2 separate regions of the Homo sapiens genome follow, and region 1 is linked to region 2. The links are chromatin loops, found by intact Hi-C in ENCODE. Cell type or tissue: GM12878. All regions are shown on one strand. Links, peaks and the distances in the headings refer to the core of each region. The heading gives the core; the rest is flanking DNA. Region 1 has its middle 550 kb from the start of COBL. Region 2 has its middle 120 kb from the start of COBL.

Region 1 (16,494 bases), core at 3,895-11,894, 440 kb after region 2:
TCTAGCCTAGCAACTGCTGAATATTCCACCTGTTATCAGCAGAGGACAACACTGGCTGTCTGATATGGCATCATCTCTTAAGATGACTAACTCACCATTTGCAAAAGCTGATTACATTGAACCCATTGCACCCTGGAGACACCAGTGTTATTTTTCCCAACTGTAATTGTATAAGATTGCCTTCCATGACCAAAGGGTAACTTCTGGGATATTTGTGAAGGCAAAACTGAGAACCTTAAACCCAGATTTCCTTGAACCTTTCATGAATCAGAATCAGCCCTTCCCAGAGGATAGAAGCCTGCCCTTATTTGGAAGCTCTGCAGATATATCAGTGAGAAAAGTGTCTGCAATATTAAATTCTACCAGAACAACCATGAAAAACAACTAACTTCTGCCAGAACAACTGTGAAAAAAATGCTACATTTAAGGGCATAAGATCCTAATTGCTTCAGACCAGGGGATTCATTTCATGGACAGGTAACCATGGAATGCACTTATTGGACAATATATCTTATCACTCAGAGGCTTCTGGCCCAAGATAATGATGGACTAGTCTGCCAAATTCTTACTCAAGGCACCAGAGAGATGGCAATTTAAGGTGGGTAGGAATTCTACACTCCAGTGGCCATTATGGCATGTGCTGCTGTGTACTCAACAAGTGGAATGTGCGTCTGGGAATCACAGGGTGGAAGTAGGATTGGTCTCTCTTAGCAAGATTCTTAGTAGCTCATTTGTAAAATTTGAATACCCATTTCCCAAAATTCAGACTGTAAAGGGGGAATTCATCCAAAAAAAAGTATCCAGGGAGAATTGCACTGACTTTGATGCTATTATTTGCTTAATTTGGGTTCCTGAGGCCAGTGAGCCAGCAAAGTTGGAAGTTACCATGTTAATGGGCATCATAGACTCCATTTACAGTAAGGATTTAGGACTGGTGCTAATGGTGTTACCCAATTGTGGCAGAGGGAATATATGTGGAATCCAGGGGTTCCTGAGTGCTTCCATGCCATGTTAACAATGTGTATAGAAAACTGCATCAACCACGGCCTGACAATTTTTACAAATTAATTACAGCCTCCAAACCCTGGAAGTAGATCTAGAAAGCAACCTACATCCACTGAAGTGCTGCCCAAGACTGAGGAATGGTGGTGGTAGAGGAAGATGATAGAGATCAATTGTGGCTCCTGAGACCCTCTGCAGATGCAACAGGACCTGTAACTTGTTCTCCTCATACTCTTGAGTTCAGCCCTTGCAGAGCTGGTGCCCGGCTGCCACCTTAGTCTAGAAGCAAACGCCCACTTTAGAGCCAGCTCCTTAATACTGACTGCTTTGGAATTAACATGAGAGGAAGCATGTTTGGGAGTGCCCTGTAGATTATTACCCATGGATTGAACCGAGCAGAGGAAGGACTGAACTGTAATGCAGCCCCAGCTAAGTCCTCAGCAGATCCCACAGGTGATTCTGGAGCTGGGATGGCCGTTCAGAGTTCTCTCAAATTTGGAAAAGAGGGTGGGTCACTGGGTGGACATGGACAGCCACTAGATTTGGGCTGCCCCTCAGGAGGGGGTGTGACATTGGATGAGGCATTTGCCTTCAGTGAGGGCAATGGCCAGAGAGGGTAAGAGCTGACAGTTGTCAGCCATCAACTCTCTTGGCTGCTGGAAAACTGTGTGCCTGAGTCCAAAAAATGGGATGGGTCAGTGCACCACAGCATTCACTAAGCATGAAACAGGGATCCCTGCAGAGCAATTGCTGGCTCCCAAAGAAGAAAAGCAAGAGTCAGTCCCAGTTCTTAATGCAACCAGCCTAGAAACAGAGCAACAACAGAGCCCAGAGGTGAAGAGCAGGGCCCTGGAGCGGAGCGCTTGAAGAGGCATTCCCAACCAGGCTGCTTACAACATGTGTGACCTTGTGCAACCTCCTTCAGACATCTGGGCCTCAGCTTTATTTTTTGATTGTTTGTTTAATCAGTAAAATGAGGGTTATGGCCATGCCAACCTCCAAGGATTATTATGAGGATAAAAAGTTAATATTTGTAAAGCATGTAAGATGATGTCATAGAGTAAACTCTACAGAAGGATTTGTTAATTAATAAAATGGGCCTATATATTAGCATTTATAGCCACCATTAGAAAACAAGCATAAACAGAAAAATTCACAAAAGAAGATATCTGCATACCAGAGGTTAGGAAATATTCGATAATGGAGGAAGGGGATTTTTTTTTCACATTAGGAAGAATTTATTGAATGCTAGAGAACATAGAAAAGCTATAATTACTGTTCTTGGTGAAGCCTTCCCAGAGTCTCTCTTAGGACACAGTGGGATTCATTTGAGAACAATGGAGTTAGTGAATCAATCCTGTGTTGGTCAAAGTGAAGAGCTTCTTTGAGTCATGGTCTGTTCCTGAAATGGTATTTCATTTTGTACTTTGAAAAAATCAGCTTTTTGAGCTGAACTTTCATATATATACATACTTTAAGTTCTGGGGTACATGTGCACAACATGCAGGTTTGTTACATATGTATACATGTGCCATGTTGGTGTGCTGCATCCATTAACTCATCATTTACATTAGGTATATCTCCTAATGCTATCCCTCCCCCTGTTCTCACTCATAGGTGGCAATTGAACAATGAGAACACTTGGACACAGGAAGAGGAACATCACACACCAGGATTTTTTTTTTTAAAGGAGAGATGTAGCTGAGCAAATAGTGGACAAATTAAACTGCTTCAGATCTACATGAGAAGTAGTGACTTATAATGTACATACAATTAAAACATCTTTTATCTTAAATATACATGTAAATATCCACAATTATAGCTCATATATATTAATTATAAGTGCAATGCATAATTATAATATATCCATAATATAATAAGTATGATAATATAAACAAAGAAAGTTTAGGGAAATATCCTTTTTCCCAAGAAGAAAGAACATTCATGTTCTAGTATATGCCAATAGCAATATAGACTGCAAGACAAGCTAGTTATACCTTATGCAACAGGATTCATGCCAAAAGAGAACACAAGAATATAAATTTCTAAAATAAAAAAATTAAATTTAAATATTTAAAACGCAAAGTTATTTGAAAATAATTTTAAAATGAAAACGGCTGCAAAGATTTTTAAAGACGCATTTAGAAAGCCTGCTGTGTCTTCAAACATTTTTCCTATTTGGTAGTGGAATAAAGATTTCAAGCACAAATTTACCCATGACTGTTTTGCTGAGCAAACTTAATGCCACATCCTTGTTCATTACTTTTTCAGGCTCCTACCCATTGCTTCTCTCCCTTTAATTTCCCACCATGCACACTGGCCCATTTGGTGAGAAGATCTATTCTGTGCTCACATGTACAAAGGTGATGTATTGGCAGCTTCAGCCTCCAAAGGTTTTTCTCATTACTGAATTCCCAGTAGCTATTTCTCTACATTGTAATTGGATAGTACTTTTTAGGAGCAAGTGTCCAGGGCATAGAGTGCCACAAACACTAGGTGCATTCTAGAGAAATGAGGAGATGATATCCATGAATAGCAGAGGATCATAGACAAATGCATTCCCCAAGGTGAGGGGAAACAATCAATAGCTGAAATGAGAAAAGCTGGCTTCAGTGGTGTGCTGATTGAGAAGAGAGCCTTCCCATTAAGCCAGAGTGACCTGTGACGCTCAATTAGTGAATGCAATCCATGCACCTTTTTCATTGCATAATTAAAGACCTATACCTGACCTCTCCATGTCTTCAAATCTGCAATCTTTACACACACACACACACACACACACACACACACACACAGAGATACTTGTTTCCCAATTATTAATACTCTTAATTATTCAACAATGATGCCTATTTAAACACCTAATGGATTATTTGATTTTAATAGTTAATAATACCATGTCAAATGATAAAGATCAATTATTTTTCAGAACAATATATTTTTAATTAGGCATTTTGAAAAGTATTATGTTTAGGAAACTGTACCCATGATAATGACTGAATTCTGTTAAAAATGACGTGCTGAATCAGTGGCTGATTCTCAGTAGAAGGATTGAAATGATCATGGTTTATGTTCATTGATTCACTGAACACATACTTAAAGGTGCTTGCGAGGTATCAGGCATGATTATGGTGAAAAGCGGGCAAAGGTAAATAGGTCTCTGCTCTCCAAAAGAAAGAGCAACGCTAAGCTGAGCATTACAGTGCTTGGGGAATGTCGCACACAGCAGGGAAAGCCCACCGGAGTCTACTCATGCTATCATACGTGCATGCCCAAATACACACATTGTGGTCTTCAAGATTATCATATTTACCCATAGGATATTCATTGCAGTTATGCCTAAAATAGAAAACAGACAGATGAGAACTGATGTTAAGCATTAAAAAATTCAGCCAAGAGTAATTTTCAGTAGAAAACCAAAGAGAATGTTGTGTTGTAAAAGAGCATACTATGATATAATTTCTGAGAATAGATTCCTGTTCTAGTTATCATAATTAGCATATATCTTATGCTATGTGCCTAAATGACACATTATTATCATTAATATAATAAATGATTATCTTTGTTAATTTGCCATAAGCAAAGTTTGGTTATAGGAATTAACAAAAATCTCCCATATTCCAAAAGTGTGCCCCATAATACTTACCTATAAAGAATATAGAAGTTTTTAGGTTCTATCAGATTATATAGAAATAAAATATTTGTAAGAAAATCACATAAAATTTTTAATTGTATCAAAAATCACATATACAATTTATCACTTTAATCATTTTTAACTCTACAGCGTAGGAGTTTTTGTTTTGTTTTGTTTTTGAGAAGGAGTCTTGCTCTCTTGCCTAGGCTGGAGTGCAGTGGCACGATCCCGACTCACCGCAACCTCTGCCTCCCAGGTTCAAGTGATTCTCCTGCCTCAGCCTCCTGAGTAGCTGGGACTACAGGCATGCACCATCAAACCTGGCTAATTTTTGTATTTTTAGTAGAGATGGGGTTTCACCATGTTGGCCAGGCTGGCCTTGAACTCCTGACCTCAGGTTATCCACCTGCCTTGGCCTCCCAAATTGCTGGGTTTACACACGTGAGCCACAGTGCCCAGCAGCATAGGAGTTTTAGGTATGTATACATCGTTGTGAAACAGATCTCCAGAACTTTTTCAACTCACAGAACTGAAACTCCATAATATATCCATTAAACAACAATTCTCCTTTGCCTACACTCCCTATCCACTGGTAACTACCACTCTACTTTTCATATCTATGAGTTTGGCTACTTTAGATACCTCTTATAATTGGGATCATATAGTATTTGTGCTTTTGTGCCTAGCATATTTCACTGAACATAATATCCTCGAGGTTCCTTCGTGTCATAGCAGGTGTCAGAATTTCCTTCCTTTGTAAGGCTGCATCGTGTTCTATTGTATATACATACCATATTTTGTTTATCCATTAGTCACATCACAAATAGTTTTAATTAATTTTAATATACTTTCATTTTTCCCCTAGTTTTTCAGAGTAATACTTGTTCATTTTAGGACATTTTAAAAAATAGAAAAATGAATAAATAATTATTTTCAAATTTTATAATTCTAGTATCCAATGCTAATCACTAAAATTTTATATATTTCCTTCATAATAGTATACATATATTTTCTTTGCTGTTGTTTTCTGCTTACTTATAATAATAATTTTCACATGTGAATGCATGATCTTACTAAAATTTATTTAACCATTCTTCTAGGACACCAAATAGAAAGCACTTGGTGTGACAGGAGAGAGAGAATGGAAGCTTACATTGAATGATCCAGTGGGGATATAAAGAAGTGAATAATATTTGAGAAATATAGTCTTTTTGTGAGCCTGAGTTTCGTCACTTTCTTCCAATAGTTTGCATACATTTTTAATGGTTTCCAGTTTTGAAATATTTTATTAAATTTTTAATAAGGCTTATTTTAAAGTAGAATTAAACCAGTTATTACTAGTGGGAAGAAAGTTTGCAGACTAGTTATATTTATCTTTTCTAGGGTTTTACTGATGGATATTAAAATTATAAAACAAATATGTATCTTTGATTGTCTAGAACTACAATCACCTTAATAATTAAGTCATCATCTGTATGTTACTGACTTTGCTACATATTTCAAAGCAATATTAAATAATGTTGACAATAAGTGTCCTTGTTTGTGGTTTGATTTCTCTTGACATTGCTCTGGTATTTTGTAAGAAATTGTCACCCTTGATGCTGCATGTTAAAGTCGTAATAATATTTAGAGGTAACTTTTCTTCTTTTGCAAATTAACATACTTATGAAGACATACAGAAAACACAAAGCTAGGAACTAATAGTAAGGTTTGATCAAATATCAGAATTTAGCTCCTTGAAAAACTGTCCACTTTTCCAAAAACAATTTACTTCATAAGACTCCTTTTCAGATCTTACCGGGCTGTGCCCACCAACCCTATACACTGTTTTGTTGTGAACTTTACCCAATCTCAGTATCCCATCTTGAAAGATCAGCATTTAAAACCACTTGAGCAAAGAGGCTAAAATGGTCTAATTATCCTTTCCTAGTCACATCACAGAAGATGACTTGAGTAGCCAAATCTGTGGTGAAGTAATTTTCTGCTTTCTTTATGAAGTAATTAAACATATATAACAATGGGAAGAGAACAGTAACATCTTTGAAGAAGGCTTCAAGAATATATTAGAGATCCTCCTAGGAAGATGTCTTAGGAAAACGGTTTTCTTTGGAAAATAATTTTGATCAGTCACTTTTAAAAAGATGATGAAACCCTGAGGTTTCACTAAACAAAAAAATCAAAAATACATAATGTTTACATATTATCTTTAACACAAATAGAAATAATATGTAAACATATGCAAGAGAACAGGGGAACAAATATTTTATTATTTGAAAGGCAATAAGGGGGAATAAGCAAGAGGAAATGAAAAAGAGAAGATGGTGGAAAACTAGAAAAATAAAGACAGAACAAGACCTGGTTAGATGGAGAGGATGTAAATTTCATGGAAAATAATGTCTGAGAAACATTTTACAAACAGCTAGTGTCTACACTTCCATTTAAATGTTTGCATGGATGAATGTAACCTAGCTTCCACCTTTCTTCTGAAACATTCCCTCAAAATTTACTCAAATCTATTTAGTTAAATAATTGGTGATTATTACCATTTTGGTACATTTGTATCTATTTTTCCCATGCTGTATTTACACAATTATACTTAGGGTATATCTGCATAGATCACTTTACATTCTTTCTCTCTCTCTCTCTGTGTTTGTATGTAGGTAAATAAATATATATATATATCTATATCATATATGAAGTCTCTGACAAGGCACTTTTTTTGCTGCATAGCCTTTATCTGATGAATTGCTTGGTGTAGACTGGTTGCTTTAGACTCTGGTTTGGTGTATTTTTTGTGAGGGCACTCGCTCTATGTCAGGGTTCCACAAAATGTTTCTTGTAAAGTGCCAGATAGTGAACATTTTGGGTTTTGTGGGTCACACAGTCTCTGTTTCAACTACTCAACGCTGCCTTTGTATTATGAAAGGAGCCACAGAAAATATGTAAACACATCAGTATGGCTGTATTCCAATAAAACTTTATTTACAAAACAGGCAGCAGGACGTGGCCCCTGAGCCGTAGTTTGCTGACCCCTAATTTAGCTCCACTTGCTTCTGCAATCTGGCCAATGAGGACACTCTAAAGCTTTGGGCTGCCCAACCTAACCACTTACCTTGCCCTAGGGCAAAAATCCATTTTATTTCCAGTTTTCCTACAGGCAAGTGCCCCAGGCTCCAGTTTTGCAGTTTTGAATGCTCTTCCATTGGGCAAGATGATGGGGCAAAAGGAAAGGGAGTGAGCAGGTTTGGGTCAGGCACGTGTGTTGCAGTAACACAAAGACAGTTGAAGGAGATGTCTGCTCCAAAGTTCAGGGGATGCCTGGAGCAGAGGACCAGTGAGAGTTGAGAGATGAAGCAGGAAGTTTGGACATCAATAGCTTTTGAGCTGAGCACCAAGCTGATGAGCTGGGGACAGGTATCACAGCATCCTTAAAGGGCAAGAAATGCAGAATAGTGAGAAACTAGGACAACTGATGTTGCCCCTGGCTGGCTTTTAGAGCTGCTGATGAGCAGAGCATGGGGTCAGAGTGCGTGCATTGTGCTGGATGCATTTAATGGGGCAAGACATTTAAAGCTTCTATGAAAAAGAAAAGGGGCCTAGTGGAAAGACTGGGGTAAAGAGGGGCAGATCAGGATTGATACTAGAAAGGGAGCTCTTCAAGGACTCACTTTGTGAGAGAAACTGAGGTTCATCCTCAGGTCATTGAGGCTCCAGGAAGATCCACCCTGCTATTCCCCAGGTGGGGCAGGATGCTCCAAGTCACTAAGATCTCCTGCCACGTTCACTGTAAGTACCCACATTTCCACATCTCTATCAGAGGCATGGTGCAAATTCTTTATGCAGTAAACTCCTTATGTAAATCAGTGGATAGGGGGAGGGGGAGCGTGTGGCCTTCCACTGCCCACCACAGCTACCTGAGCCCCCATCTGGTATATCTAAGGTGCTCCCTCACCTGGAGACTCATGGGACTTCCTGTAGCTGCAGTGGCTTAGAGGTGGCCTCCTTCAGCCACCACCCCCATGGAATGTGGGGCTGTGGCGGACCTGTGAACTCCCCTAGACTAGTTCCTTAGGGGCAGGGCCTGGAATTAGCATGGCTTCACATTCTTCTGTGCTTTCTGCTCTAAGGATGCTTGGCTCCAGAGGAAGTAACCTGGACTAGATCTGTGCTCTCCTTTCAAACCATTGTGAAGCTGTATTGCTTCCATTCCAAATCTTGATGGTTCATCTTTAAAGGTGGAAACTTCTGCCATTTTCTAAGGTTCATCCTTGTGAACAGTTTCACTTTGAGTAAATTCTCATAATATCTGGATGACTTCAAAAAGCTTTGAAAGAGTTGCCAAGGCACGACCACACTGATGTTTTCTAAGTGCTTTAATTCACTTTCTCGGTTTATTCTAGAAATGCTATACACAGCATTGTACGTAGTAAGGTGCAGATTGGTGCAAAGTTCACCTAATTTGATCCAAAGCAATATCAGAGGAAAGTCCTAGTTAACTTCACTTTCTAGATTATGTCACCTTGATCTCAGATCCTAATGTTGCACATCCAGCAATCCTTCTTAGGGCCAGGCTTGAAATATTTTGGCCCCTCCATGGAAATATTCATGTCACCAAGGCCCTGATTTCTGCAGAATAGATATCTGATACTCATCCAAACACTATCCTAACACTATCAGAAAGAAAAAAAAAACTCAAAAATACACACACACACACACATACACACACATGCACACACCCATGCACTCTTATCTTCTGTACATCTTTTGTAGTATTGGGTGGGAAAGTGAAGTAATAGTTCTACAGCTTGCAGTAGAAATCTTTTAGAATTATGCCTGTGACTCTAAGTTGAAAATCTGATTGGAAAAGATCCTCATGGGGGTGCATTCAAGCCTGTCAGTCTGCAGACCAATCATTGCTCATCTAGCCTCCTGGACATGTTGTCTTCTCCTGTGGAACTCCTCTTCAGGGTAGTAACAGGTGTCAGGCCTCCGAGCCCAAGCTAAGCCATCATATCCCTTGTGACCTGCACATATACATCCAGATGGCCTGAAGCAAGTGAAGAATCACAAAAGAAGTGAAAATGGCCGGTTCCTGACTTAATTGATGACATTACCTTGTGAAATTCCTTCTCCTGGCTCAGAAGTTCCCCCACTGAGCACCTTGTTACCCCCACCCTTGCCCACCAGAGAACAACCTCCTTTCACTGTAATTTTCCACTACCTACCCAAATCCTATAAAAGGGCCCCAGCCCTATCTCCCTTTGCTGACTGTGTTTTTGGACTCAGCCCACCTGCACCCAGGTGAAATAAACAGCCTTGTTGCTCACACAAAGCCTGTTTGGTGGTCTCTTCACACAGATGCGTGTGACAACAGGGACTTCCATGGTACATGGACCTGGCATCTGAAATGTGAGTTGATTTATTATCCTGGATAAATAAACTAAAAATAAGAAAATATTTTGAAGCTGATAAAAGTTGAAGGAGAACGCCATCACTTTACAGCTAAAAAAGGTAAAGATACTTTCATTCTTTTTGTTTTCAGAGACCTGGGGCTGAGGAACAGAAAACAAACACATTTTTATAATCTAACACTGAAAGAAAGAACATAGAGGGAGATATTTGCTTTTGGAGCCCATTTTTCAAAAATTTTTGTTTTTCCCCATCCTAGAAAAGAAAGTCTCTGATAAAGAAAAGCTAAAAGTTCCTTGGCTACAATGACATATTGGTTATTAAACTGAATATCATCAATATTTAATTATCTCTGTAAACACAAGAAGAGAAAATGCAAAACTATCAGTTCATTTATTTGGGTAGTTTTACTTTTTGCCAAAACAATTCACAAAAGTTATATTTAGGGTTTATTAAGAATGGACAACATTTGCTAAGATTCTGAGGCTTAGAAAAGCATCTTATTCATCATCTATATTTTATAAGTGAGAAAATTGCCTCTCAGGGAGGGAAAGAGAGTGGCTCAAGGTCACTCGGGATTTTAATGACGATCAGAACTGGAACCATTTTCTCTCTATTTTGCATCTTGGGGCCCTCTCTTAGGCTGGAAGTCCATAGAGGCTTATTTCATATTTTCAGTCGAGTACCTAACAGCTCTTAATTCCTGCTAGATAATCTAAATTATGACTACAAGCATAGATTTTTTTTTTTTTTTTGAAGAACATATGGGAATCAGGGCAAAGCACTGTTAGTTCATCTATTCCTTAGGTTAGTATTTACTGAGTGCCTTCTCTGGGCCAGGCAGAGAGCAGGGAATGTGGAGCACAAGGTAGGAAGGATATTTATGCTGTCTTAAGAAAGCTTACAGTCTAAGAATATGCAGGAAATGGGCAGTGCAAGTGAACAAGACGCAAACAGTGATTAGTATTGTACTCAGAAGGGCATTGTCAGAGGCCACTAAAGGGAGGAAGAAAGAGGCTGTTGCCAACAGGACTAGGGCGAGTTTCAGGGGAGAAACCACACGTGTCCGTGAAGGAATCTTCCTTTGGCAACTTCTGGAGTTGGCACTGAGTTTTTCTTCCGTGGGCCTCTGCAGCAACGCTTATCTCTGTCAGGCCTCTGAGCCCAAGCCAAGCCATCGCATCCCCTGTGACCTGCACCTTTACGCCCAGATGGCCTGAAGTAACTAAAGAATCACAAAAGAAGTGAATATGCCCTGCCCCACCTTAACTGATGACATTCCACCACAGAAGAAGTGTAAATGGCCGGTCCTTGCCTTAACTGATGACATTACCTTGTGAAAGTCCTTTTCCTGGCTCATCCTGGCTCAAAAAGCACCCCCCACTGAGCACCTTGCAACCCCCACTCCTGCCCACTGAGCACCTTGTGACCCCCACTCCTACCCGCCAGAGAACAAATCCCCTTTGACTGTAATTTTCCTTTACCTACCCAAATCCTATAAAACGGCCCCACACTTATCGCCCTTCGCTGACTCTTTTCAGACTCAGCCCGCCTGCACTCAGGTGAAATAAACAGCCATGTTGCCCACACAAAGCCTGTTTGGTGGTCTCTTCACAGGGACACGCATGAAATTTGGTGCCGTGACTCGGATCAGGGGACCTCCCTTGGGAGATCAATCCCCTGTCCTCCTGCTCTTTGCTCCTTGAGAAAGATCCACCTACGACCTCAGGTCCTCAGACCGACCAGCCCAAGAAACATCTCACCAATTTCAAATCCGGTAAGCGGCCTCTTTTTACTCTATTCTCCAACCTCCCTCACTGTCCCTCAACCTCTTTCTCCTTTCAATCTTGGCGCCACACTTCAATCTCTCCCTTCTCTTAATTTCAATTCCTTTCATTTTCTGGTAGAGACAAAAGAGACATGTTTTATCCGTGAACCCAAAACTCCGGCGCCGGTCACGGACTGGGAAAGCAGCCTTCCCTTGGTGTTTAATCATTGCAGGGATGCCTCTCTGATTATACACTCACGTTTCAAGGGTGTCAGACCACGCAGGGACGCCTGCCTTGGTCCTTCACCCTTAGCGGCAAGTCCCGCTTTCCTGGGGCAGGGGCAAGTACCCCTCAACCCCTTCTCCTTCACCCTTAGCGGCAAGTCCCGCTTTCCTGGGGCAGGGGCAAGTACCCCTCAACCCCTTCTCCTTCACCCTTAGCGGCAAGTCCCGCTTTCCTGGGGCAGGGGCAAGTACCCCTCAACCCCTTCTCCTTCACCCTTAGTGGCAAGTCCTGCTTTCCTGGGGCAGGGGCAAGTACCCCTCAACCCCTTCTCCTTCACCCTTAGTGGCAAGTCCCACTTTCCTAGGGGACAAGAACCCCCCAATCGCTTATTTCCGCACCCTAACCTCTTATCTCTGTGCCCCAATTGCTTATTTCCGCACCCTGACCTCTTATCTCTGTGCCCCAATCCCTTATTTCCGTGCCCCAACCCCTTCTCTGCTTTTCTGGAGGGCAAGAACCCTCCACCCCTTCTCCCTGTCTCTACTCTTTTCTCTGGGCTTGCCTCCTTCACTATGGGTAAGCTTCCACCTTCCATTCCTCCTTCTTCTCCCTTAGCCTGTGTTCTCAAAAACTTAAAACCTCTTCAACTCACACCTGACCTAAAACCTAAATGCCTTATTTTCTTCTGCAATGCCGCTTGACCCCAATACAAACTCGACAGTAGTTCCAAATAGCCAGAAAATGGCACTTTGAATTTTTCCATCCTGCAAAATCTAAATAATTCTTGTCATAAAATAGGCAAACGGTCTGAGGTGCCTGACGTCCAGGCATTCTTTTACACATCAGTCCCTTCCTAGTCTCTGTGACCAGTGCAACTCGTCCCAAATCTTCCTTCTTTCCCTTCCGCCTGTCCCCTCAGTACCAATCCCAAGTGTCGCTGAGTCTTTCTAATCTTCCTTTTCTACAGACCCATCTGACCTCTCCCTTCCTCCCCAGGTTGTTCCTCGCCAGGCCGAGCTAGGTCCCAATTCTTCCTCAGCCTCTGCTCCTCCACCCTATAATCTTTTTATCACCTCCCCTCCTCACACCTGGTCCGGCTTACAGTTTCGTTCCGTGACTAGCCCTCCCCATCCTGCCCAGCAATTTACTCTTAAAAAGGTGGCTGGAGCTAAAGGCATAGTCAAGGTTAATGCTCCTTTTTCTTTATCCCAAATCAGATAGCGTTTAGGCTCTTTTTCATCGAATATAAAAATCCAGCCCAGTTCATGACTTGTTTGGCAGCAACCCTGAGACGCTTTACAGCCCTAGACCCTAAAAGGTCAAAAGGCCGTCTTATTCTCAAAATACATTTTATTACCCAATCTGCTCCCGACATTAAATAAAACTCCAAAAATTAATGGTTTTTCCTTTCCATATTTAGTGTTAGGTCTGGTGGTAACAAATTTCCTCAGCATTTGCTTGTCTGAAAAAGATCTTATTTCTCCTTTGCCTATGAAGCTTAATTTAGGTGAATATTAAATCCTCAGTTGGAATTTCTTTCCTTTAAGAATTTTGAATATTGGCCCCCCAATCTCTTCTGGCTTGTAGGGTTTCCTCTGAGAGGTTCACCGTTAGTCTGATGGGTTTCCCTTTTTGGTTACCTGGCCTTTCTGTCTGGCTTCCCTTAACATTTATTTTATTTCGACCTTGGAGAATGTAATGATTATGTGTCTTGGGGATAATCTTCTCTTGGAATAACTTATGGGGTTCTCTGCATTTCCTGAATTTGAATGTTGGCCTGTCTAGCTATGTTGGGGAAGTTCTCCTGTATGATATCCTAAAATATGGTTTCCAAATGGATTCCATTCTCCCTATCTCTTTCACAATCTGTTATAGATTTGGTCTCTTCACATAATCCTATATTTCTCAGAGGTTTCGTTCATTCCTTTTTTTTTCTTTTTTCACTATTCTTCTCTGCCTGTCTTATTTCAGAAAGCAAGTCGTTAAGCTCTGAGATTCTTTCCTCCACTTGGTCTATTCTGTTATTAATACTTGTGATAGCATTGTGAAGTTCTTGTAGTGTGTTTTTTAGCCCTATCAGGTCAGTTATGTTCCACTCTATACTGGCTATTTCGGCTGTCAGCTCCTGCGTTGTTTTATCATAATTCTTATCTTCCTTGCACTGGGTTACAATGTGCTCCTTTAGCTCGGCGAAGTTCATTTCAATCCACATTCTGAAGCCTACTTCTGTCATTTCAGCCCTCTCAGCCTCAGCTCAGGTCTGTTCACTTGCTGGAAAGGTGTTGCTGTCATTTGGAGGAAAGTGGGCACTCTGACTTTTTGAGTTTTCAACATTTTTGCACTGATACTTTCTCATCTTTATTGGTTTATCTACCTGTGATGTTTGAGGTTGCTGAATTTTGGATGGAATTTTAGTGGGTTTTGTTCTTGTTGTTGCTGTTTTTGTTGGTTTGTTTTTCTTTTAACAGTCTGGTCACGACTCTGCAGGGCTGCTGGGGTACCTAGTCACCTCAGTTTTTCCAGTACCTGGAGGTATCACCAGTGAAGGCTCTCAAACAGCAAAGATGGCAGCCACCAAGAGTACTGATTTTTGGTTGGTTTACAAAGAAAAAAAATTAGTTATCATAAATTTAATATAATTAAAAGAAAACATAATAATGTTAACTCTAATGATTAATCTCAATATGTAATAGGGGGAGAGGGAAGGTATTATTTATAATCCCTCCTCAAGGCTCAAATGCCTGGCTAGACAGTGGATATTTTGAGACCTAGGGCTCAGTTCTTTTACATTCTTTTCTTTATTTCTATAAAATTATTTTTTTGATTCACTACTAAAAGTTGGTAGAAATGCAGCAAAGGTCTGATGTTTCTGTCACAGTCTGGGGTACTTATTTCAACCATAGAGTCAGAAGCTATATAGAGACTTCTTAGTGAAAATTTGTTTCAGCACCTTTTCAGAACAGTTGAGACATCCGATTTAAAAGTGGGGTACTTAGATGTTTCAATTGGGAGTAGTTGTCGGTGGATTTCTTACCCATTTTCTGATATACTTCACTCAGAGAAGCATTTCTTTACTTCCATTCCAGCTCTTGGGTGAAGGTCTGTATTTTGTTTTATTTTAATGCCTAATAATCTGCTGTTGACTTTTTTGCTCCAACAAAAGAAGAAAATCATTAAGCACCAGGAAATTGCCATACAGTTGGCAATAAAACTATTTGCAATAATCTTCTTAAGAACCTCATGATCGGCCGGGCGCGGTGGCTCACGCCTGTAATCCCAGCACTTTGGGAGGCCGAGGTCAGGAGATCGAGACCATCCCGGCTAAAACGGTGAAACCCCGTCTCTACTAAAAATACAAAAAATTAGCCGGGCGTAGTGGCGGGCGCCTGTAGTCCCAGCTACTTGGGAGGCTGAGGCAGGAGAATGGCGTGAACCCGGGAGGCGGAGCTTGCAGTGAGCCGAGATCCCGCCACTGCACTCCAGCCTGGGTGACAGAGCGAGACTCCGTCTCAAAAAAAAAAAAAAAAAAAAAAAAAAAAAAAAAAAAAAAGAACCTCATGATCTTTCAATATTAAAAAATGTGATATTTTGACGCAGGCTCTTTGGGCTCTCCATTAGAATGGATTTATTGTTGAGAAGTATTGCTTACATCAGTCACTTCAAATTATGGGACTAGCCTTACTAGCTTTTTCAGAGCCATTATTTCAAAAACTAGTCTGAGCCCCAGCCTCCACAGCCATCACTTGATAGTGTGCAAAAGTGGAGCCCGTACTGTTGCCCATCTCTCTCCAGTAGGCAAGGGGAATGCCCAGGCAGGACTGGTATGGGCAGAGACTCCAGCATCTCAGTCATAAGCCCAGCATACACCGTAGGGTAGCTCGATTATGTGGGTTTCTGTCCTGGCTCTACCTTTTATTCACTGTGTTATTTTAAATCAATTATTTTATTCTTCTTTGCCTCAGCTTCCTCATCTATAAAATGGGGATAAAAATAGTATCTACCTTACACGTAAAGTACTTAGAACATTACCTGGCCATTACTGCATACTTAAAAAAAGTTAACTTTTACTATTATGATCATTTTTCTTTTTTTGAGGTGGAATCTTGCTCTGTCTCCCTGGCTGGAGTGCAGTGGCATGATCTTGGCTCACTGCAACCTCTGCCTCCTGAGTTCAAGCAATTCGCCTGCCTCAGCCTCCTGAGTAGCTGGGATTACAGGCGCATGCCTTTACACCCGGCTAATTTTTGTATTTTTAGTAGAGACGGGGTTTCACCATGTTGGCCAGGCTCATCTCCTGGCCTCGTGATCCGCCTGCCTCAGCCTTCCAAAGTGCTGGGATTACAGGCATCAGTGACTGCGTGCGGTCTGATCATGGTTTTTGATGATTAAAGTAGCTGCCATTACAGCTGGCCTTTGATCAGGACCTGTCACAATGTCCTTATAATCAAATCTGTTTCT
Region 2 (16,494 bases), core at 2,969-10,968:
CTCAAAATAATTTTTTTCATTGATTAGAAGCGTTCACCATTCTTAAGTTCATTTAATACATTCTTTTAAGACACACTTACCAGGACTGTTTCTAAGGGTATGAGTTATATGCTTGATTTACAACAGTTTTATTTCAGTAAATAGAAGTGTTCATCACTCAAACTCCATCTAGTAGACTTAAAACACATATCTTAAACACGTGTCTAACTTGGTAAGTTGTGCAAGTAATTCAGAATGTGTGAATTCAGGGAAGGGATATTAACTACTCTTAGCTATTGTAATACATTCTGTTAGGACACATGTATCAAAGATGTTTCTAAGAGTGCTGGTGTGCAGCTTATCTAGAAAAGTTTTATTTATTTATTGACTTATTTTTTTCTTTTTAGCATCAGGTTGGTGAAAATATTTTTTTATTTTAATTGACAGATAAATGCTTATTTTAATTGACATATATTTATTTATTTTTAATTGACAGGTAAAAATATTTATTTATGTTTTAATTTTTCAGTTTTTTTGAGATGGACTCTTGCTCTGTCGCCCAGGCTGGAGTGCAGTAGCGCGATCTCAGCTCACTGCAAGCTCCGCCTCCCGGGTTCACGCCATTCTCCTGCCTCAGCCTCCTGAGTGGCTGGGACTACAGGCGCCCGCCACCACAACCAGCTAATTTTTTTTGTATTTTTAGTAGAGACAGGGTTTCACTGTGTTCGCCAGGATGGTCTCGATCTCCTGACCTTGTGATCCGCCCGCCTCGGCCTCCCAAAGTGCTGGGATTACAGGTGTGAGCCACCATGCCCAGCCAAAAATATTTATTTTTAAATGACAATTTTTAATTGACAGATGACATTGTACATTTTTATTATGTACAATATTGTTTTGGAGTACACATATATTGTGAAATGGGTATATCTAGCTTATGATTATGATTATTATGAATTTTGAGAAAGAGTGTAGCTCTGTTGCCCAGGCTGGAGTGCAATGGCCTGATCTTGGCTCACTGCAACCTCCGCCTCCTGGATTCAAGCAATTCTTGTGCCTCAGCCTCCTGAGTAGCTGGGATTACAGACATGCACCACTATGCCCAGCTAATTTTGGTATTTTTAGTGGAGACGGGTTTCATCACGTTGGCCAGGCTGGTCTCAAACTCCTGACCTCAGGTGATTCGCCTGCCTCAGCCTCCCAAAGTGCTGGGATTACAGGCATGAGCCACTGTGCCCACCCAAATCCAGCTAATTAAATGCATCATCTAACACAGTTATTATTTTTGTGGTAAGAACACATAACACTAGCTCTCTTTACATTTTTTCAAGAATATAATATATTGGCTGGGCAGGGCAACTCATGCCTGTAATCCTTGCACTTTGGGAGGCCAAGGCAGCCAGTGAGGAATGACACATAGAGACATGCCAAGCCTCAGTCCTGTCCCAAGTTCTTGGTGCAGTCACTTGATGTCTACTCCTTTACCCTTTGGGGTAGCTGGAGTGTTGTTTTTTTTTTTCTTTCTTTCTTTTTTTTTTTTTGAATTTATCTTGCAACGGGCTTACAAAACCTCTCTGAATTTACCTGATGTCTCTTTCTGATTTTTTTTCTTTTTTTTTTTTGAGAAAAGGTCTCACTCTGTCACCCAGGCTGGAGTGCAATGGCACAATCTCCACCTCCTGGGTTCAAGCGATTCTCTTGCCTCAGCCTCCCGAGTAGCTGGTATTACAGGCACACACGACCATACCCAGCTAATTTTTTGGCATTTTTTTTTTTGGTAGAGATGGAGTTTCACCGTGTTGGCCAGGCTGGTCTCAAACTCCTGACTTCAGGTGATCTGCCTGCCTTGGCCTCCCACAGTGCTAAGATTACAGGCGGGAGCCACCACACCCTGCCCTCTTCCTGATTTAACAAGAGTTTTGCTCCTGTAATAGCAGGATCATCATATGGAGATGGTTTGGGACTTTGTTGTGTACATGCTGTTTCCTATTCTGTTACGGTTCCAGCATTCTGGGCTCAGCCTGATCCCTGGGCTCTTTTCTGCATCCACGCTCAACGTTGACCCCTTGCCTTCTTTTCAGCAGCATCTGACAGAAATAAAGGGCAAAGTGCCTGATGGCTGCCAGCCTGTCTCCTAAACAACCTCCACCCCGGTGCAGCCGGTTGCTCTCCTTCCCGTTACTTAGGCTCTCCATGCCTGCCTGCTTCCCAGGGCGTGCTGCGAGTTTTGCATGTTACAGTGTGCAAAGTGACAGTATCATCAAAACTACCCACAGGCTTCCTCAGGACAGGTCTAAGTTCTACCAAAGCACTCTCAAGGTGGCCTGACGGAAGGGCAACTGAAGTCACTGGCCACACTGCCCCAGCTGCACGTCCTCACGTGGTCGCTCCGCCAATTCTCACACAGTGAGTTCGCAGTCCGCTCGCTCTGTGCCATTTGGATGGAAGATGCCATTCGTCTCCCCCTGCTTCAGGGCAAGACATGGTATCACCCAGTCAGAGGGAACATTGTCCCCATCATACAAACAGACCTCCACACCCTTTGCTCTGTTCTCTCCAAAGAGCTTCCTCGCCTGAGCTACAGAAGAAACAGCCCATAGGCACCCTGCAAAAGCTGCCACTTTGCTCTTGCAGGAAAGATGGAAGCGTTTCAGAACGCTTTCAGCGCCTTTCAACTGTGTTGTACTCACTGACTACGGACTGAATTTGCATCTTTACTCTTTTACTTTTATGTTCTTATTTATATATCTCACCTTTCACCTTAGTTCAGAAAAGAATTGAGGTGAGGTGTATAAATTAACACATATAGTCATTAGGCGGCACAGTTTCCAAGAACTTATTTTCTAAGATAAAATAAAAATAGGAGTAAAAGTGGGATTAAAAAAAGGAGAGCAAGACAATAGAATTGAATGCTTAGGCCGGGCACAGTAGCTCATGCCTGTAATCCCAGCACTTTGGGAGACCGAGGCAGGTGGATCACCTTAGGTCAGGAGTTCAAGACCAGCCTGGTCAACATGGTGAAACCCCGTCTCTACTAAAAATACAAAAATTAGCCGGGTGTGGTAGTGGGTGCCTGTAGTCCCAGCTACTCGGGAGGCTGAGGCAGGAGAATGGCGTGAAAACAGGAGGTGGAGCTTGCAGTGAGCGGAGATTGCGCCACTGCACTCCAGCCTGGGCAACAAAGCGAGACTCCGTCTCAAAAAAAAAAAAAAAATTGAATGCTTAACAGGGGCTGTTTCTGTGAGTGGGCCACAAATGCTTGGTTCTCGTCTTCCAGAAAATATCTGTTTTTTTTTTTTTGTTTGGTGCAAAAAGGGAAGCAATCAGCTATAGGATTCCAGGAATTACAAAATGAAAACTGTGGCTGATTCTGACCCTGAGACCTGGGAGGATGCCTTCTCTGGGCCCTCGTGAGAGGATGCTGTGCAAACTCATGGATGCCTTCTGCCTCTGTGCATGTATTCATTACAGATTTATTGATTTACAGTCTTTTTTTCCTTATCTGAAAATAATAGAATGAGAATAATAAGGCAAGAGGGTTTTCTTTCCTCTGGGTTCTGCATAATCCTCTGTATCTTCTTTTAAACGCTTTGTTCTTCAGGTTGAGTATTCTTTTTACACTTCTGCTAATATTGTCCACATTCAAGTCTAGACAGCAAATGCATTGACTTTTGATCAGATTTTCAGAATTTATGCTGTATAAGCAAGACGTTCTTTTATTTTTAATAAATGTGGGTATTTTCTCATATATTATTTCAGGAAAATATGGTGTAAAGTGAACACAATGGAACCAAAGAGATAAAATATGCATCTAAGAATGTGAATATTCAATTTGGATCTGTGCGCATTCTAATCTTTAGTTAAGTGGATTCTTTAAGAATGTTGCCATTTCTGAAACATCAGTTCCATCCTCTCTCCCATTTCCTTTGGGTTAACTCACCCCAGGCATCATGAACTATATGGACAATTACCACCTGGAATGGGGCTATGCTGTTCACAGCAGGTTACAGAAAACAGATAATGAATAATTTAAGTAATTCATTATTTAAAGATTATTAGTACATATCATTTGGAATAATTTTCTTTTACTTTTCATTACTTAAGCTCATTATTTTTTAGCTTTCAGAGTTAAGCAGGTCCAGTACAATGTTTACTAAGGGTGAAAAATCACTTCAGTTCTCAATATGTTTACCTACTCAAATAAAAAGCATACTAATCTTTTTTAAAGTCATGTCTGATTAACAGCATCCTTATGAAGATCCACAGCCTGGGGGCAGCCATCAGCCACTGATGCACACAAGTCCACCAGAACTTCTTCACCCCCTCAGACTTTCCATCCTGGTGTTTTGGAAAAGATATTTTTGTTGAACAAGTGATTATTTCTGAGCAAAACACTTTTGAAAACATAACCATGATATTTTCCATGTTGAAGCTGCTTTTCCAGGATTTCTGTGGGTCAGCAGTGACACCCAGTGGCTAGAGACACTTGCAGGCTACAGAAATGTCTCCTGTATCCCATGGTAGTGAAGGAAATTGTAGGAAGAAGCATCTTTGGGGCCCAGGTGTTGGAAACTACTCCATGGGGAGGAAGGTGTAAATGCAGGATGGACAGAAATGGGTGGAGGCAGCATCCGGACGTTCTGACCTGATGCCACCACTCCATTGGCCTACACCAGGGTGATCCAGGAAACAAAAGATCTTTCTGGTACCACATGGTATCAGAGGGGAGAGAGGTACCAGTGCTACGACAGGGCCTATCGCAGTGACAACTACCCCAGCTGGATCCAGAGAGCGTGGGCCCATTGAATGATGCTTGTGAAGTAGAGGACAAATCAGACATGAGACAGATCACCGAGGCACCCTTTCCTTTTGCGGATGCAAGCAAGGCAAAGTCACTTTGCATGATGCACACGCAATTTCAGCCAACAATTTTGTAACTTGAACAGAAACGTGGGTCACTTACCTCTTAGGCCATTATTTTTGATGTCATCATTTTATAACATCAAAACACATGGTGATACATTTTGACAGACTGCATAGCAGTGTCTGGAAAGCAGTAAGAATATGCTTCTGGTCTCTATAGGATTTAAAACTAATATTAAATTTCTTAACATTGAGAATTAGTGCAGTTCCATATATTGAAACAAGTTGGAGATAAAATCAAGTGCCAGGGGCGACTTGTTCCTATACTGAAATGAGGTGGAGGCTGCGGATACGGGGCAAATCTAGGGATGTTCTGGAAGTTCTCAAATGCTAGTGCCTTGTTCAATGATAAGCTGTTCTTTCTGAAGGCAAACTGTACTCCTGACTCAGCATCAGCAACTTAAGGCTGATTTTTTCAATTGGTAGGACAAATTTGCCCCACCACCCTCTCCTTAATTCTCAAAAGATGCTTTGTTTTTTAATTTGTAAAAAGCAAGGCATTTACAGAGAGACCATTAAACTTGGACCTAGATAATATGGGTGTGAATGTGAATTCTACTGCCTATTAACTGTATAAGCTCAATCTACTTCCTTAAATATTCTGAAACTCTGCCAGGCGCGGTGGCTCACACCTGTAATCCCAGCACTTTGGGAGACTGAGGCAGGTGGATCACCTGAGGTCAGGAGTTCGAGACCAGCCTGCCCAACATGGAGAAACCCCATCTCTACTAAAAATACAAAAAAATTAGCCAGTCGTGGTGGCGGGCGCCTGTAATCCCAGCTAGTCAGGAGGCTGAGGCAGGAGAATCGCTTGAACCCAGGAGGCAGAGATTGCAGTGAGCCAAGATCACGCCACTGCACTCCGGCTTGGGCAACAAGAGTGAAACTCCATCTCAAAAACAGAAAAAAATTCTGAAACTCATTTCCTAATATATTTTAAAACAATATTGCTATTTATCTCAGAGAGTGATTATAAAACTAATGATATAAGCTAGTTCTAAGTGCCCATCATTTGATAAGAAATTATTTGTTTCCTCATATTTTATTATGAAACTGTTCAAACATGTAGAAAAGTATAAAGCATTTCCCAGTGAACTTTCATATATTCCCCATCTCAATTGTACAATTAAGGTTTCACTATACTTTATTAATTACCCCCCCATCTATCATTCCTCCACCGCTTCATCAACCCATCCGATTATTTTTGATGCATTTCAAAGATACAAACACCAATTTATTTCCACATGTCATTAACTTGACTTCAGTGTTTGTTTATGGTTTTTTTTTTTTTTTTAATTTGGGGGATAATGTTCACATACAATGAAGTGCACAAATCTTAAGTAAGCCATTAAATAAGTGGATTTCAATAAATGCTCACACCCTGCTACCCAAGCCTGGTTATGATAAAGACATTACTGTCACCCCAAGAAAACTCTCTCAGGATCCCTTCAGATAAATTCCTGACCCTCACCCAAGATGCAACTACTGCTCTGATTCTTTTTATTGTACATTTGTTTTGTTCCTATCTAAAGCTGATCCAAAGGGAGCCAGAAACTACATGACTGGAGACCTCACCTCAAGGAAATTCTCATATATTAACCAACAAGTCAATCCCCAAATAGGCGCCGTCTTCATTGTTGGTGGCATCTTGGTTTCTAGGAAGAATTGTATCTGTAAGCTGACAAATGTATTTGCATGCGCAATCCAAGCTCCCCTCAAGACGCAGAATGTTACCACTAACTCCAGAATTATTTTTGCATCGACAAAGAAATGTTCTACCAGCAGGTGGCAGTAGTAACCCATCGCATCGCTGGGAGCCCTTTACTGGGATCCACCAGCTTTACGATTACATAATAGATGGTCCCCAGTTTAGGACGGTTGGACTTAAGATTTTTTTACTTCAGGATGGTACAAAAACATAAACATTCTGTACGCCTCTTAACTTAGAATGGGGTTCAGGTAAACCCATCGTAAGTTGAAAATATTGTAAGTCCAAAAATATACTTTCAATTTGCAATATTTTCAGTGAAAATGAATTTATCTAGACGTAACCCCAGGGTAAGTCGACAAGCATCTGTATTAATTTTGGATTCCATATTCACAAAAGCACACTTTTTTTTAACAAAGATTCAAACAACCAAGAGTGCTGATTTTTAGGGATATAATTTCTCAACAGGTAAATGAGTTGGATACTAGAGAAATGCACCAAGGAGGCTGATTGATGCATGAGAGCTTCCAGGTGTGTTTGGTCAGCTGCAGCTGGGGGAGCAGAACACACTGTGGGTGACACACATCTGAGGGCTAACAACAGCTGCCAATTACAGAATCAACTCCTGAATACTGGCAATATTTAGCATGGCTGAAAGACAAGACCTTCCCTGAAACTTCACAAAGTAACCGTGAGATGGTGGTTCACTCACTACCTGTCCATCCTGTCTCTCTGATTTGAGTGCACACAGGATGCCAAGAGGGCGCAACACTTGCATGTAGACTGGGGAGGCAACAGTGACAGGATCTACATAGAAACATTGAGGAATCATTCAGAGCAGCCAGGGAGAAGCTGGGGGATGGGGGCGGTTCTAAGGGCCAACTCACTACATATATATATATATATATTTGAGATGGAGTCTCGCTCTGTCACCAGGATGGAGTGCAGTGGTGCAATCTCGACTCACTGCCACCTCCGCCTCCCAGGTTCAAGCAATTCTCCTGCCTCAGCCTCCCAAGTAGCTGGGACTACAGGTGCACGCCACCATGCTCAGCTAATTTTTGTATTTTTAGTAGAGATGGGATTTCACCATGTTGGCCAGGATGGTCTCAATCTCTTGACCTCGTGATCACTCATATTTTTTAATAAAGTGTGTAACGTCCTGGGAGCCGAGAAACGGTCATGTCAGTAACCCCCGGCATAACTGCAGAGGAGAGAACTAGAAGAACAAGAACAAAAACTGCAGGAGGCAAAGAGCTAGAAGCACCGCTTGAAAAGGCTTCCAGGGCTGGGAGACCTTCAGCAGCGTGGTGACGGCTTTTTCCAGCACTGCATTTCCTTTCACTGAAATGTTTAAGGCAAAGGCAAACAACTGCACTTGGGGAATGTTAAGGAGGAAAATGTATGTGTCAGCCGATGTTAGAACAGATCCATGCTTTGAAAACTGGGAGGTGCACCACATGTGGAATATGCCATAACTGAGGAATAAAAAGATGATTTTAGGAGATGCTTAGACATACATCAAATAAAATACCTAACAAGTTAATTCTGAGAAGCCAGTGATGGGCCCTGTGACACATATGGTCATTAGGTGAGATCTTGGTCCCCATACCACAGCTACTGCCCATAGCCAAGATTCTTCTGGCTACAAAGGGACCATTCCTGCAGTTAATGCATTCCCCAACTTGCCCAACCTACCTAAGCATTTCCCACATTGCAAGGCCCACCTAAAGCCACGCACACAAGCCAGTCCTTACAAAAGGCCCCCTGGCGTCCCCCATATGGAGATGCTCCAAGCTTCACCCATGATGTGCACCCTGGGACAGCAAGTTAAATCAACTCTCCTGGTGAGCACAGGCAGGCTGGTGTCTTTCTTGTGATGGGATTCACCAGGCCCCTTGTTCCTCGGCTTGATCTTTGATGATGCCAAAGAGAAAGACTTGGTTTAGTGGGAACGGGTGTCCCCACCTCTCCAGCCATCCCTCTCCAGGGCACAGAGAGCCACCTCGGGCTCCTGACTCCAAGGCAACAACCATAACTGAGGAGAATGGTCAACAACACTTGGTCATTGAAACATGTAGGTTCACACCTCACAGATTGTTTATTTATGACAAGCAATGATGGATTCACATTCATAGTAGTGCTAAAATCTTTCTTATCAAATAAATAATTTAAGTAAAAAGTGTGCATCTATTTAAAGAATATCAACAAAAATTAGCATAAGCAATATTCAGATATGGCAGAAACATGAAGGGAATATATGAATGACAGAAAGTTGAAGAAATACTGAATTAAATGAACTCTTCAATTAGTTTTTTAAATATATGGTCAATATTTTAAAGAAATAAACAGATAACAATAACCTAGGACTCTTCTAATCAACTTTGATTTTAAGTCAGTCCACTTGTTATTTATTTTTCTCCTTTTTTTTGAAAACCACTATATATAGATATATTTTTTTTCCTTGTTTGCAAAATGCATCATATGATGAAGTGTTACTTGTTGGAGTGTTCTTGCTCAGCCTCTCTTTAGAGAGGAAGCCCACTGGAATAGAAGGCCATTAAAATTACCTTACTCATCCAAAGTTATACAGGTGGGTCTTGGGTGATACACTGGATATCTCAGCACGTAAGTCCCTTTTCACTGATATATAAAAAGTTCATGATTTGCAACAAGAATTAAGTTTACTTTAACATATTCCATAATGCTAAAATCACTTTGATTCCTGAGGCTGACAAGAAGCACATACTAAAGAGTTCCCATGATGAAACACCTGTCTAGTCCTTAAATAATAATTTAAATGAACAGAGTGGTTAAAGGACCCATTTGCCTTCACCAAACACTTTCAAGTCAGACAGTTCACTCATGAAGACAATGAACAAAAGAATTCCAGGGTAGATAAATGAATATATCAGGTTGAGATCAGAAATCTTTGTAAATGTGTGTGTATGTGTGTTCACTTTGGCTAAAGTAAAATATTGTAGGCTGGGCATGGGTGGCTCATGCCTGTAATCCCAGCACTTTGGGAGGCTGAGGTGGGTGGATCACCTGAGGTCAGAAGTTTGAGACCAGTTTGACCAACAGGGCAAAACCCCGTCTCTACCAAAAATACAAAATTAGCTGGGCGTGTGGCACATGCCTGTAATACCAGCTACTCGGGAGGCTGAGACAGGAGAATCACTTGAACCCAGAAGGCGGAGGTTGCAGTGAGCCGAGATCGCGCCATTGCACTCCAGCCTGGGCAACAAGAGTGAAACTCCATCTCAAAAAAAAAAAAAGAAAGAAAGAAAAATCTTTGTAAGTGTGTGTGTGTGCGCACGTGCACGCCTTCACTTTGACTAAAGTAAAATGTGGTAGAAAATATCTCTCACCCTTATTTCAATGGCAGCACAGTGTTCATTCCTCAGAAAAGCTGGTTGGGTTTACTGTTCTCTCCTAGGAAAGGGATCTGATGTGAGCTGAGTGCTGATTCTCACTGCAGGTGTCACCTCACCTAACGTTGCCCTGATGCCCCCGCTTAGCAGGGAGGTGAACTGACCCCTGTGAGCAGAAGGAGACGCTAAGGCCAAGGAGGCTCAGTAACCTACCTGAGGCCACTCCACCTGCCATTGGCCCCATGACCTCCCTGGCTCCAGACACAGCACAGTGTGTGACACTGGCCATTGTCCCCCTTCACAGATGGGAAAACTCAGGCTTAGAGGAGAACAGCTTTCCTAAAACCACATAGCAGAAGTGCTGAGACGGGAATGGAGGACACTTGACATCAACTCCCATTCTCATACTGTGTTTCCCGCTAGGTTACCATCCTTAAATGTACTCTTCTCCATTTCCTCCTTTTAATGTAGTATTTCTCATGTATGAAACATTCTACTACTAACACGCTCATGAATTGATCTCATTTGTGGGAGTCATTTGTCATAAATGCCCAAATTCCTTTCTTTCCTGCTTAAAGTTTCTTGACACCTGTAGCTCCTCTCCCTTTTCTTCAGTCTTAGAAGTGGCCCTCCTTATCAGCCCAACTCCTCCTCATCAGCCCAATACCTTTGCTTCCACATTTGACCCTGTCCAGCCCCTCTCCTGGAATCACAGCCTCCTGTTGGCACCACCCTCCACTCTCGCCACTATTGCTGCTCCTCTGCTCCCCTGTGTCCCAGTCTCTCCGCATTTCTGCCTTGGCGAAGCCCACCAAGCCCGCCTCCTCTTCCTGGGCACAGAGGCAGGCTACATTCGGCCTGTCCTTGCACCCAGGGGCCGTCAGGGAGCCCTGTATCCAGTCGTCAATGAGCAGAATGCTGTGTCCCTTCAGGACCTGGCCGGGAGGGATGACCATGCCCCCTCACTCTCCCCTTTCTTTCCTGGGCTGCACTGCAAGCTCCTCCTGAAGGGTGGAGCTCTGGGGAGGGAGCCATTGGGCTGGGGGACGATTCTGCCCATTAACCCACTCTGAGTAGTGGAGGGCACCTCTACTTGTACCTTTCTCCTCTTTTCCCTTCCTATTGCCTCTTTTCTCATGCCATAGAAATTTGTCAGCACTTTTTTCGTTCTCAGGTCCTCATTTTCCTCCCGAGTTTCTAACTCATTTTCTCCATTGCTACAGTGAAGAAAAAAAAGTGTTAGGAAGTAACCCCTACTGCCTACTTATTTCTATATGTCCATTCTTTAATTTTTCGCTATCTGACTTCCATCTAACCCCTTGACGGAAATCCTGACAATTGCACTTTCAAAGGTCTTTGATGAGCCAAGATTGTCTTCCAACTGCTGGTCTTCCTGGACAATATTGACCAACATTCTCCTGAAACGCACAAGGTTTCTCAAACTTTACTGGCTCTTGATCATCTTCCTCTCTTAATTACAGATCTCTCTCTCTCTCTCTCTCTCCTCTCTCTCCTCTCTCCTCTCTCCTCTCTCCCCTCTCTCTCTTCCCACCCCTACTAGTTTCAGCTTTGATTTCAAACATACAGAATTCAAACCCTGGACCCACTAGAATTTGTTTGACCTCAAGCAAGGTACTTAAATTCTCTGAGCTTCTGCATCCTCACCTGTAAACTGGGAAGGATAAGGAAATAATTATAAAGAGTTAAATGAGAAAAGAACCAAAATTAACCAGAGTAAGTGTTTTTAATTTCTTGCCCTTCCTTTCCATTTTCACCTCCATACCCCATATAGATTCCATCATAGTGAGCCCTCAGCAAACATTTGAACTCACATAAAAGGAGGAGTCATGCACACTAACCAGCTTCAGTCATGACCAGCGAAGTGAGCTAACGTGGAGGGTACAAAAGACCACTGGAGAAGCAGTTTCTCACCAGGCGAATTCCTTGCAGACCTCTCATCCCTGGCCCTTTTCCCTTTGGGACATCACTCACCTCTCATTCCAGTCTCTAACACCCTGGGACAGTGTCTTCAAACCCATGTGTCAGCAGGCAGTGGAATCCACAGATATGAGAGGTTAAAATGTGAGTGTCAGGGCTAAGGAGGGAGCATATTTTTGTGCTGCTTGAAAAAAAAACATTTTTAATAAGCATTTCACTCTTCTATATATGGTCTAAAGTTAACAACAGTATGTTCAATTCAGAATTTTTAAGTCATATTCCTTTGATGCAGAGTTTATATCCCTATGTTTAAACCACTTGTATGAATAGCTTTGATATTCTGTTCTGGCTCATAGCATATTCTTGGAATTAAGACAGTATTGTGAATTCTTAGAAATCATAACTACAAAAGCTCATTTTGGAAGGAGAAATTACTCATTCCAAGATCCAAGTTTCATGTTTAGTATATCTCAAAACTTGATGTTTAGGAGTGTTTTTAAAACAAGGAAAGAGCTATAAATTTCCAATAAATGTCAAATTCTTCATTGAAGGTGAACTTCACAATCTTTAAAACCCTTTCTAGTGTTTGAGGAACCTCCATAATAATGTTTTCTCTAATGGCTGTGCTGATTTACATTTCTACCAGCAGTGTAGAAATGTAAAAGTTTTTGCTTTTCTCCACATCCTCTCCAACACTTATCTTTTGTCTCTTGATAACAACCATTTTAACAGGTGTGCAGTGATGTCTCACCGTGGTTTTGATTTGCATTTCCCTAATAATTAGTGATGTTGGGCCGGGTGTAGTGGCTCATGCCTGTAATCTCAGCACTTTGGGAGGCTGAGGCAGGTGGATCACCTGAGGTCAGGAGTTTGAGACCAGTCTCGCCAACATGGTGAAACCCCGTCTCTACTAATAATACAAAAATTAACTGGGTGTGGTGGTGTACACCTGTAATCCCAGCTACTTGGGAGGCTGAGGCAGGAGAATCACTTGAACCTGGGAGGCAGAGGTTGCAGTGAGCCAAGATCATGCCATTGCATTCTAGCCTGGGCAACAAGAGCAAAACTCTATCTCTAATAATAATAATAATTAGTGATGTTGAGCTTTTTTTCATATACCTATTGGCCATTTGTGTGTATCCTTTTGAGAAATGTCTATTCAGAACCTTTGCCCAATTTTTAAACTGGGTTATTTGTTTTCTTACTATTGTGTTGGGTTCCTTATATATTGTGGATATGAGCCCCTTATGGGTCACATGATTTGCAAATATTTTCTCCCATGCTGTAGGTTGTCTCTTCATTTTGTTGATTGCTTTCTTTGCTGTGCAGAAACTTTTTATTTTGATGCACATCCCATTTGTCTGTTTTTGCTTTTGATGGCCATGTTTTGGGGGTCATATCCAAAAAAGTCATTGCCCAAACAAATGTTATAAAGCGTTTCCCCTATGTTTTCTTCCAACAGTTTTAGAGTTTCAGGTCTTATGTTTAAGTCTGTAATCATTTTGAGTTGATTTTTGTATATGGCATGAGATAAAGATTGAATTCCATTCTTCCAGAGATGTATATTCAGTTTTCTCAATACCATTTATGGAAGAGACAGTCCTTTCCCAGTTATGGGTTTTTGGCATCTTTGTCAAAAATCAATTGACCATAAATGTGTAGATTTAGTTCTAGCTTTTCTATTCTGTTCCATTGGTCAGAGCCATGCTGTTTTGATTATTACAGCTTTGTAGTCTATTTTGAAATCCAGAAATATGATGCATCCAGATTTTTTCTATTTACTTAAGTTTGCTTTGGCTATTCAGGGTCTTTCGTAGTTCCATACAAATTTTTGAATTTTTTTTTCTATTTCTGCGGAAAAAAAATCATTGAGATTTTGATATAATTGAAATAAATTGTTGATTATTTTAACCCAGGAACACAGAATATCTTTCTATGTATTTATGTTCTCTTCAATTTCCTTCAACACTGTTTTATAAAAAATGTTTAGTGTTCAGGTCTTGCACCACCTTGATTAAATTTATTTTTAAGTATTATTTTTCCAGCTATTGTAAATTGAATTTTTAAAATTTCTTTTCTGGATAGTTTGTTGCTAATGCATAGAAACACTACTAATTGTAATATGCTGATTTGTATCCTATAACTTTACTAAATTTGCTTATTAGTTTAACAATTTTTGGTGTTTTCCATATATAAGATTATGTCATCTGCAAACAGAGACAATTTAACTTCTTTTATTTTCCAATTTGGATATTTAAATGTCTTTTATTTCCTTTTTCTTTTTCTTTTTTTTTCTTTTTTTTTTTCCTGCCTAATTTCTCTGGCTAGGACTTCCAGTACTGTGTGGAATAGAAGAAAAACACTAAAAGTAGAACTACCTTATGATGCAGCAATCCCACTACTGAGTATATAGTCAAAGGAAATCAAACCAGTACGTAGGAGAGAGGGATCTGCATCTCCATATTCATTGCAGCATCATTCACAATGGCCAGTATATGAGATTAACCTAAGTGGCCATCAGCAGATGAATGAATAAAGAAAATGTGGTATATGTACACAATGGAATACTATTCAGCCTTTAAAAAGAAGAATCCTGTCATTTGCAACACAACATAGATAAACCTGTTAAGTGAAAATTGACAGATTCATCTATTATGTTAAGTGAAATAAGCCAGCCAGAAAGACAGATCTTGCATAATTTTATTTATAGAGTCTTAAAAAGTCACAATCACAGAAGCAGAGAGTAGAATCATGGTGACAAGAGTTGAGGGAATTGAGGGAGAATTGAGGAGATGTTGGTCAAAGGACACAAAATTTCAGTTAGACAGTGAGAATAAGTTCAAGAGATCTATTACACTACATTATGACTGCAGTTAATAACAATGTATTGCATACTTGAAAGTCACTAAGAGAGCACATTTTAAGTGCTCTCACCACAAAAACAAAATTCTAAGTATGTGAGTTAGTGCATATGGTAATTAGCTTGATTTTTCTTTTAATCAAGGCAAATGTGTATCACAAGGTATATCTCTTGGAAAACATCATCTTGTAAAATATAAATATAAACAATTTTTGTCAGTTAAAAATTTAAAAATAATAAAATTTTTTTAAAAAATCCTGCTAAGTTCATCACACAATAGAAGTAAAAGCACCCTGGGGCACTAAAAAAACTAATTATTAACTGCTTTATTGATACTTAAAACATACACCATAGACTGCTGATTTAAAGTGTACAGTTCAGTGGTCTTTAGTATATCCTGAGTTGTACAACCTATCTAATTTTAGAACGTTTCATTCGCTGCACAGTGAGACCCCGTAAACATCAGCTTTCACTCTCTGTTATGGGTTGAATTACATCTTTCTAAAATTTACATGTGGCAATCCTAAATCCCAGTAAATTAGATTGTGACCTTATTTGGAAATATGGTCTGATATAGTTTGGATGTTGCCCTGCCCAAATCTCATGTTAAAATGTAATCTCCAGTGTTGGAGATGCGGCCTGGTGAGAGGTGACTGGGTCATGGGGGTGGATTTCTCATGAACATTTTGCACCATCCCCTCAGTGCTGCCCTCAGAATAGTGAGTGAATTCTCGGAGACCTGGTTTTTTAAAACTTTGCGGCACTCTCTCTCGCTTTCTTGTTCCTGCTTTCATCATGTGACATGCCTGTTCCCCCTTTGCCTTGTGCCATGATTGGAGGCTTTCTGAGGCCTTCCCAGAAGCAGATGTCCCTATGCTCCCTGTATGGCCTGCAGAGCCATGAGCCTATTAAACTTCTTTTCTTATAAATTATCCAGCCTTGGGTATTTCTTTACAGCAATGTAAGAATGGACTAATTCAGGACCACTGCTGTTGTAATTAGCTAAGATGAGGTCATTAGAGTGGCCCTAATCCAATATGACTGGTGACCTTATACAAAGGGGAAATTTCGACACAGACACATACAAGAAGACTGTGTGAAGATGAAAGCGGAGACGGGAGCAATGAATGCCAGAGATTGTCAGCAACCACCAGAAGCTAGGAGAGAGGTGTGGAACAGATTCTCCCTCACAGCTCTCAGAAGGAATCAATTCTGCCCACAGCTCGGTCTCAGACTTCCAGGCTTCAGAACTTGGGGATGATAAATTTCTGTTGTTTAAACCACTCAGTTTGTGAAACTTCATTATGGCAGCCCTAGCAAACTAATATACATTCTGCCTGCACCTCTATTCCCATCCCAGCCTTAGGCAGCTGCTCATCTACTTGCTGTCTCTACAGACTGGCCTCTTTTGGACATTCCATATAAACGGAATCATAAAATATGTGGTCTTTCATGACTGGCTTCATTAGCATAATGTTTTATATTATTTAGCATGATGTTTTCAGTATTCACCCATGTTGCAACATATATCAGTACTTCCTTCTTTTTTATTATTAAATTATATTTCATTGTATGAATAGATCCCATTTTGTTTATGCATGCGTTGGTTGATGGACATTTGAGTTGTTTCTCCATTGTGGCTGTTATGAATAATGCTACTATGACAGTTCATGTGCAAGTTGCTGTGTGACATTTTTTCATTTCTCTTCTCTATG

What was found. Hi-C counts contacts between places; a loop is a spot of excess contacts. Peaks named below come from ENCODE experiments on the same cell type or tissue, not always from the same donor. Only the 100,000 strongest peaks of a DNase experiment are listed, where the experiment ranks them.
Region 1: it touches region 2 in a loop (19-fold over the local background); 2 of 110 quality-filtered maps call a loop at or near these places.

Annotation. Positions count from the first base shown.
Region 1 is chr7:51,858,660-51,875,153 of GRCh38, forward strand. No RefSeq gene overlaps it. Among named protein-coding and RNA genes, the nearest start is that of COBL, 550 kb to the left of the region's middle. RefSeq lists an enhancer at 10,729-11,416. In GM12878, for the core only: no CTCF peak of the experiment used is centred there; no DNase peak of the experiment used is centred there.
Region 2 is chr7:51,423,973-51,440,466 of GRCh38, forward strand. No RefSeq gene overlaps it. Among named protein-coding and RNA genes, the nearest start is that of COBL, 120 kb to the left of the region's middle. In GM12878, for the core only: CTCF peaks have their summits at 4,469 (motif pointing left) and 6,693 (motif pointing right); a DNase peak (open chromatin) is centred at 6,664.